2 separate regions of the Mus musculus genome follow, and region 2 is linked to region 1. The links are chromatin contacts, found by POLR2A ChIA-PET in ENCODE. All regions are on one chromosome and are shown on one strand. The core of a region is the stretch at or near the end of the contact, and the rest is flanking DNA. Distances in the headings are between cores, read along the strand shown. Region 1 overlaps Mllt6 (myeloid/lymphoid or mixed-lineage leukemia; translocated to, 6). Region 2 holds the start of Rpl23 (ribosomal protein L23).

The links. ChIA-PET counts read pairs that join two places held with the same protein, here RNA polymerase II (POLR2A).
Region 2: POLR2A ChIA-PET joins it to region 1 with 15 read pairs in embryonic stem cell. The contact joins the promoter of Rpl23 here to the enhancer-like site in region 1. POLR2A ChIA-PET finds 5 or more read pairs at or near these places in 3 of 5 experiments (Patski and embryonic stem cell).

What each region holds. Positions count from the first base shown.
Region 1 is chr11:97,667,569-97,671,605 of GRCm38, forward strand. Mllt6 (myeloid/lymphoid or mixed-lineage leukemia; translocated to, 6) reads left to right here. Exons shown (of 20, transcript NM_139311.2): 7 at 1,856-2,068; 8 at 2,685-2,783. Among named protein-coding and RNA genes, the nearest start is that of Mllt6, 6.2 kb to the left of the region's middle. Within about 2 kb of position 2,104, at least 3 of the 3 ENCODE cell types and tissues checked have a DNase peak (open chromatin) inside an H3K27ac peak, as active enhancers do.
Region 2 is chr11:97,780,196-97,784,232 of GRCm38, forward strand. Rpl23 (ribosomal protein L23) reads right to left here and starts at 2,244. Exons shown (of 5, transcript NM_022891.3): 1 at 2,149-2,244; 2 at 1,611-1,694; 3 at 1,139-1,267. The coding sequence starts at 2,161. Snora21 (small nucleolar RNA, H/ACA box 21) reads right to left here and starts at 1,571; the gene lies at 1,444-1,571.

The DNA of each region.
Region 1 (4,037 bases), core at 854-3,353:
CCTGGAGCTCACTCTGTAGACCAGGCTGGCCTCGAACTCAGAAATCCGCCTGCCTCTGCCTCCCAAGTGCTGGGATTAAAGGCGTGTGCCACCACTGCCCAGCTCCTGGGACAGTTTCTTTTCTTTTTTTTTCTTTTTCTGTCTTTCTTTTTAAAGATTTATTGATTGATTGATTTTTATGTATATGAGTACACTATGGCTGTCTTCAGACACACCAGAAGAGGGCATCAGATCCCATTACAGATGGTTGTGAGCCACCATGTGGTTGCTGGGAATTGAACTCAGGACCTTCGGAAGAGCAGTCAGTGCTCTTAACCACTGAGCCATCTCTCCAGCCCCCTGGGACAGTTTCTTTTTGCCACATTGATGACTTGTGTGGTTCTCCCTCAGCCCCAAGTATGCTGCATGTGCCCCATTTCACAGATAGGTAAATTAAGGTTCCCCGAGGTTAGATAGCTTGTTTTATAGTTGGTGAGTGGGATTTGGGGCAAACAGTTTGATCAGAAAGCCCCTCAGGAAGGTGGAAAGGAGCCTCCGTTGGTGGCAGCAGGGGAGGCTGTTGAGGACCAGGTGTGGAATGAGTTCCAGACGGGGGTGAGAGCTTCATTCAGTCCAAGGGTCTCATGGCTGAGCAGACTTGGAGATTCCTCATAATGTGATGATCTACAGAGGCAGGGTGCAGGCAGGACTCTGTGCCCCAGGCCACAGCTTGGAGAGCGCCTAAGCCATAGAGTAACAAGATCAGATTTGTGTTACAGGCAGATTACCCTGGCAAGCAACCATGGAGCTGGGGAGAGAGACAGCTGGGAGGATGGGGGCGGGTGACAGGCTGATGCTGGAGTCACCATAGGTGGACCTGGCTGAGCAGCGTGAGAGTGGCCAGAGGTGGCAAGGTGAATTTGAGCTAAGATTCAGGCTGTAGCGATCACGGGGTAGGGAGAGGCGCACTCCGGAGCATCTTGGTTTGTTCCTGTTGCCTGCTGCAATGATAATAGTTCCTTTCCCACAGTGACCTGGGTTGCTCACACATTACCTGGTTGTCAAGCTTTAGAGTCTTGGAGCAGCTTAGGACTAGGGCAGTTGTCCAGTTGCACTTGCAGGTGACACCAAATGGAGATGTCAGATTGGGTGGGAGTCCCCAGGCAAGTGGCAAGGGCAGATGGTGGGTGCAGGCAGAGGCTGTCTCTGTGGGTGTCCAGATGTGAAAGAGACATGGAAGAGAAGGTGTAGAATTTGATGAGGTAGGAGTGGAGCCTGAGGAGGCCTGAAGTTAATCACAGGCTGTGGCAATTGGAGGAGGTTGGTGACCTTAGGGCGCAGCTGTGAGCCTGGGATGAGAGCAGTTCCAGGGACGCAGTGTAGTTTAGGTTGGTGTTCATTGCCAGCAGCCCCCAGTCCAGGGCAGCAGGGCTTCTGCTATACAGCTGCACAGAGGAAAATGAGGGAGGAGGATGGAATGGGGCTCCTGGGGAGCAGGGGCTCCCTGTGTGTCCTTCCCAGACCCTGCTTCTCAGGGAAGGAGATGGAAATGGGCTGTGGTCCAGTCTGCTAGGGGAGCTCTGTGGGGGTGGAGCAGAAGGAGAAGCCCAGGTCCTGCCCCATCCCCAGCCCCACTGCACCTTGTTGGGGGCTGCGGCTGGTCCATGCCTCTTCTGAGCCTCTGTGGCTGCATCCGTGCTGCGTTGGTTAAGATAGCTGGGAAGCTTTAGGATAGCTAGGCTGAGCGGAGTGTCATGGCAGACACAGGGGACCTGCAGCAGCACAGGAGTTGCTTCTAGGATCCTGCGACCTTCAGGAACCCTCCCTAGGCTCCTGAAAGAACGGGTTGGCAATTCCTCTCAATCTCTTCCCCCAGAAGACATCCCGGCACTCCAGCGGGGGAGGAGGAGGAGCAGGAGGAGGCAGCAGCGGCGGGGGAGGAGGTGGCAGCAGTAGTGCCAGCGGTGGTGGAGGTGGCACCGGGGGAGGCAGCGGCAACAGCTTCCTTAGCGGCAGGAGAAGCCGGTCAGCCTCGCCATCCACCCAGCCGGAGAAGCACCCTACCCACCATGAGAAGGGCCAGAAGAAGGTGAAGACCCGCTCTCTCATGGGCTTCTTTCCAGAGACCGCCACCAGGCGCCTCAGCCTTCTGAGGCCACTGAGGTTGGAGAGGTGGCCTAGGAAGCACAGCTTGAGGCACAGAGCTTGGGACCTGGCTTCTCTGTCTGTGTATTCTCCAGTTCTCCTCATGACACTACAGTGTCCTCCACCTCCAGTTTGTGTCCCTACATGTTTACATCTCCAGTCTGTCGGCCTGTGCCCATCCCACAGAGTGCCCACTTTGGTTCAGCGTGCATTCCAGGAGGGATACTCCTGTGAGTGCCTGCTCTCTCGAGCGTGTGTGTGTGTGTGTGTGTGTGTGTGTGTGTGTGTGTGTGTGTGTGTGTCTCTCTCGCTCTGTCACTGGCACGATAATGGGACAGGCTATTTTTAGCAGGAGGGAGAGTGGGGGATGGGCTCTTGGCTCTCAGAGGATCTTGTCTGAGCCACTCCTGTCCAGCTGGAGTTTTACATCCCTCTGTAGATTGAGAGCACTTGCTGAGCCCCATTTCTAAGAGGGGTTCAGTTCTCCACACCCACATGTCATGGTTGACCTCCTTCAGATAACCCCTGTATCAGTATCTGGTCACATTTCGCTCCCCCAGAGTCGAAAGGACAAAGAACGCCTTAAACAGAAGCACAAGAAGCGGCCTGAGTCCCCCCCCAGCGTCCTCGCCCCGCCTGCGGTTCCCACTGCTGATAAGGTACCACTCCTTATACTCAGGATGCAGGGTGTGCTGGTCTGGGGGTGAGGAAGCCTGAGGTGTGAAGGGTTAAGGTGAACAGTGGCCTGTTAATAGGTGTCCTCTCTCAGCCCATGGTTGATGTTACCTCTGCTGCCACCACCCGGCTGAGCTCACAGAGGGTCTGCTCTGCCCAGCAAACCTCAACACTTCTTGAGGGTGACGGGGGTGAGATGGGGTGCCTTTCTGCTTGCTAGCTGCCGTATGGGCACCTTTGTCCAGGCAGGGGCTCATCTCTGGGATCGTGACTTCTAAGAGCAAGTGTGTGGTCCTCAGGCTTCTGAGAGCCCAGCCCTGTAGGATTGGTGAATTTCTACCAAACCCAGAGAAACACCAGGAGAAAAATCTAGATTCTGTTTCAAGCCAGTGGGAGTGGAGGTGTGACCAGGCTTCTGGCTACACCCTGGAATCCCTCCTACTCACACCACTGTTCTCAGCAGGCTGGGCTCTAGTAGTGGGTAGCATCTGAATGAGCAACAGGCAGGCCCTACCCTGACCAGTGAGTGATAATCCCAGCCTGAACAGATTAGTGAGAGTCCCCCAGGGGCTGGAGAAAGCACTCCCTCCTGTACCATTACTGACAGTCACCTCCACTCCCTCACGTGGTTGGCAGGGCACTGGGCATCCTAGCAGGAGTTTCAGGTATCAGGTTTCCAGGGTGATGTTGCTGTGGCAACTGCCCCAGTAACTCTTCCCTCCTGCTTTGCTTCCCTGAGCTCACCTGGGAAGCTGGCCCTACCTTTCCAGGAGCCTACAGACAGGTAGAAAGACTCAGAATGTCCCCTCCTACTGGGGTAACCCCTGGATGGCAAGCTTTGCCTATCCCCCACACCCAGCCCAATGCTAAACAGCCCCTTCCCCCAGCCCCTCTCATCCCTGGCTTTCTGATCCACATCTGGCTCCCTTCAGAACTCCAGCTGCTGAAAAGAACAAAGGACGACAGAGACAAGGGCTCCACCCAAGGAGGGGCAGCTGTAATGGGGTGGCTCAGACTTCCCCCTCATTTGTTCTTGAGCACAATTTGAATACCTGGTATCCACCCAAAAGAAAATCTCCTTCCCTGTTACTTGAGGCCCGAATACATAGAGGCCAGACTGTCTTCAGAACCAAGGGAAGGGACACATGTAGAGGCCTTAATTTATTCCTCAAAAATCTCCCAGTGGTAGATGTCTTATCACTTCCACTTAAGTGAAGCGGAGGCTCAGAGAAGCTGTG
Region 2 (4,037 bases), core at 994-3,493, 110 kb after region 1:
AGGGGTAAGGGGACATGCTCTGCTCTTCACTGACAGCTTCCTGAGCCACCAACCAGGCCCTAGAAGTGTTCTGAGAAGAGGATAAGCCCTGGTAGACTCATTTCAGTGTAACCACACTAGGGTAAGTTTGGCTACAATGTCACCGTCCCCTCAAGTATTAAAGTGAAAGACTTTGAACTAAATGCTGAGAGCAAGGTGGCTCCTATGGAAACAAAGTGTTGCTAGGAAGCAACCCCACAGGCCTCACTTGCACTACACCAAAGGACTTCGAGAATATCTCTGGAAAAAGAACAGTGCCTGATAGCACTAGGAAGCTGAGGTGGGTAGGTCTGAGCTCAAGGACAGCCAAGCTTACAGTGAGATCCTGCCAAGAAAGTTCTACAGCTGGAACACTCAAGGCAGAGGAGGTTCTGAGGTCTGTTCATCTACCTGATGAGAACACATTTCAGGGTAGTTAATACACCAATAGTCAGCTCCCAGTACAGTGTCTATCACAAGGCCTCTGGACAATGTGTCTGCTTCCAGGTGTTCGGACAACAACCCACAAAAATACACCCATTTCACATTGTCATCTGCACTGACAGCTAGGGACAGACAACCAACTGAAGATCTTTTCTGGTAAGACTACATAGTCTACTACAGGGGAAGAACTTAGCCAGGTGAGTGGCAGATTACATAGCATGAAAGACGGAAAAGACCCTAATTAGAGAAAAAACAAAGTGTTCCATAAACCGCAGCAGTCAGACATGTGGCCGTGTCTGTAAGCCCAACACTGAGGTCCAGCCTGTGCTACCAAGTCAAGCCTTGTCTCAAACAGGGAGCTGAGGCATTGATCTCAAAGGCTCTCACATGTGTAGCTTCCTTGACAGCCACAGAATTAAGATCCCATCTTCCAACACCCAGAGAACTTCTACCTTCCACTACGACTTAAGGAGCCTCCCAGGGCCGGGCGTGGTGGCGCACGCCTTTAATCCCAGCACTTGGGAGGCAGAGGCAGGCGAGTTCGAGGCCAGCCTGGTCTACAAAGTGAGTTCCAGGACAGCCAGGGCTACACAGAAAAACACTGTCAAAAAAAAAACCAAACAAACAAACCAAAACAAGCAACCAAACAAAAAAACAAGCTCTCCTCCCCGCTCACCCTTTTTCCTTAGTTCTGGTTTGCCTTTCTTAACTGTGGCCATCACCATGTCCCCAACACCAGCAGCAGGAAGTCTGTTCAGCCGTCCCTTGATTCCCTTCACAGAGATGATATACAAGTTTTTAGCTCCTATAGGAAAAAAACAAACAAAAGTAAATTTTGTATGAGACCGGCAGAATTCACAATATAGAGTCAGCAAGGCTATACACCAAGTAACTCAGTCTCAGAAAAGCATGAACACAAACAAACCAAAACAAACCGTTTTCGTAAAACTCATCGGGCTTGTAAGTAATCTTTCAGAAGTGTCTTGTCACAACACCGATTGAAGTTAAACAACACAACACGTTGCCACTTCACCCAAAAGTGGTGTTTTTCACTCTGCCCCTTCTTGACGGCTCAGTGGGTCACTAGCAAAAGGCTCACTGAGTGCTTTTAAAAGGGGACGGTGGCAGGACGCGGCCGAAGGCCTCACCTGTGTTGTCTGCACAGTTGATCACAGCTCCGACCGGAAGACCCAGGGAAATCCGGAATTTCGCCCCGGAGGACCCACCGCGTCCTGCGGGGAGGGAAACAGACAGGACAAGGGTCCACATTCGGTCTCACAGTTCCCAACTATAACCCACCGCACACGCTTCGGCGAGGGCCGGCCGCTCCCCGGCTACCACGCACTTGTCACGGGACCCGGCCGTGCCCATTATTTGCATCCTCCTGCGGAAGAAGGAGACTGCGAGGCTCCAACCTCGTCTGCATTTGCGGGGACCGCAGATATCGCGCAGTCCCGTCGACCCCACGTTCTCCGTTCGGCCCCATGCTCCGCTCCTACACCAGCTCAACACCATTGGCATCGCCCTCTTTCAGGGCTCCCTCTAGGCCTCCGCGGTGCCCCCATCTTCTCTATCTCCGGCCCCGGGACTGTAAACTATCACCGCCGCCGGGGGCCGTCGCCAAGGGATGGGCGGGCCATCCCGCGCGGCAGATGCCAACGGATCCCCAAACTCAAAATTCCTCACCTCGCTTCGACATCTTGAACGCCCGGAAAGGGTCAGAAAGGAAGTTAGTACAGGGGACACTGGGATATGAACGGGAGGCCCCGCCCACTCAGCCACGTGACCGGACCTCGTCCAGCCCGCCTCCCTCCCCGGGTCGCAGCTAGATGACGTAAAAGGCCTGGGCCTCCGCGGGACCGTTCTGCGTGGGAAAGCTGCGCTTAAGATGTGTAGGGGCGAGTAATTTTGGGGCTACACCCAACGCCTCGGAAGTAATTGGCGATATGGACACATTGCCTTTTGGCTTTTTAAAATTTGCTTAACAGCTTCTTTTGAGCTCTGTGGCCAAGCCCCTCTCTGGATAACAGGGATTCGAAAATTATTGCTGCGGGTGTGGTGGTGCTCGCCAATAATCTCGGCATCGTGGGAGCTGAAGCAGGAGAATTGCGGCGATTTCAACATCACCTCAGCTACCCATGAGATCCTTCCTCAAAACAAATAAATACATGAGTAAAATAAATTCTTCTGTAAGGGTTCCTAAAGAACAGACACATGGGGCAAGAGCAAGTTCAGAATGGTTTCATTTGGCTGTGGAACAATTAAGTGGAGCGCTACAGATGAGTCTGTGTGTTTGGTACCATAACATTCTTTCGTCATGAGAGTTAACAATACTCTATTAGTGACATTCACACAGCCGCTCGGACTACAACTCAGTACCTTATTATTAATTATTCTTAGACTTAGCCCACAGCTAACCGTGACCGATTGATTGGCTTTGTTGCTTCTTAAAGATGTGCAAAATTTCGTAAAGCTTAAATATAGGATAGTTTATGCTTGCTTATAATCAAGATGGACAGGTTTTGTTTTGTTTTGTTTTGTTTTGTTTTGTTTTGTTTGGGGGGACAGGGTTTCTCTGTATAGCTCTGGCTGTCCTGGAACCCACTCTGTAGACCAGGCTGGCCTCAAACTCAGAAATCCGCCTGCCTGCCTCTGCCTCCCAAGTGCTGGGATTAAAGGCGTGCACCACCACGCCCGACTGGACATGTTTTAATTTATTAATATTAATTTCCCCTTTTACTACCTCAACCTCTCCCTATTTTCCTTACCTTCTGTTGAAACATTCATTCAAATGTGCGTTGAATACTTATATCAGGGCCAGATTCTGTCCAGATTACATGAGGGAATAAAATAGAGCATTATTCTTGCCTTTATGGGTTTTCCTCTGCCAGGGTAGAGGTTGGAGGCAGGTAATAGATACTAAATAATAGGAGTGGGCTGGAGAGATGGTTCAGCAGTTAAGAGCACTGACTGCTCTTCCAGAGGTCCTGAGTTCAATTCCCAGTGACCACATGGTGGCTCACAACCATTTGTAACGGGATCTGATACCCTCTTCTGGTCTGTCTGAAGACAGCTACAGTGTACTCATATAAATAATATAAATAAATCTTTAAAAAAAACCTAAATAATAGGAGTAATTGTGAGAGTTCCAGTATACAGTATATCGTTGTCAAACGGGAAGAAGTATTATGAAGAAAGGACAGTGAGGTATGGAGAGGTGAAGGGACAGGTTGCAATAGAAACATTAGTGCCTGATAGTTTGTCATCTCTCCTATTCAGATGCTATCCCAAGTTCAAGGCCACCCTGAACAATGTAGAGACCCTATCTGAAAATACCAAATACCAAATAGGAAAAATGGCTAGGGGGTGTCTCTCAGTACTGGAATACATGCCTAACATATGCAAGATTTGTTTGTTTGTTTGAGACAGGGTTTCTCTGTGTACCTGGGGCTATCCTAGAACTACCACTGAAGATCAGACTGGCCTCAAACTCAAACATTCACCTGCCTCAGTAAGACCCCCAAAGCTGGGCCTCTGCTCCTGGGATGAACTGGCCAGCACCCTAATGACTCGAG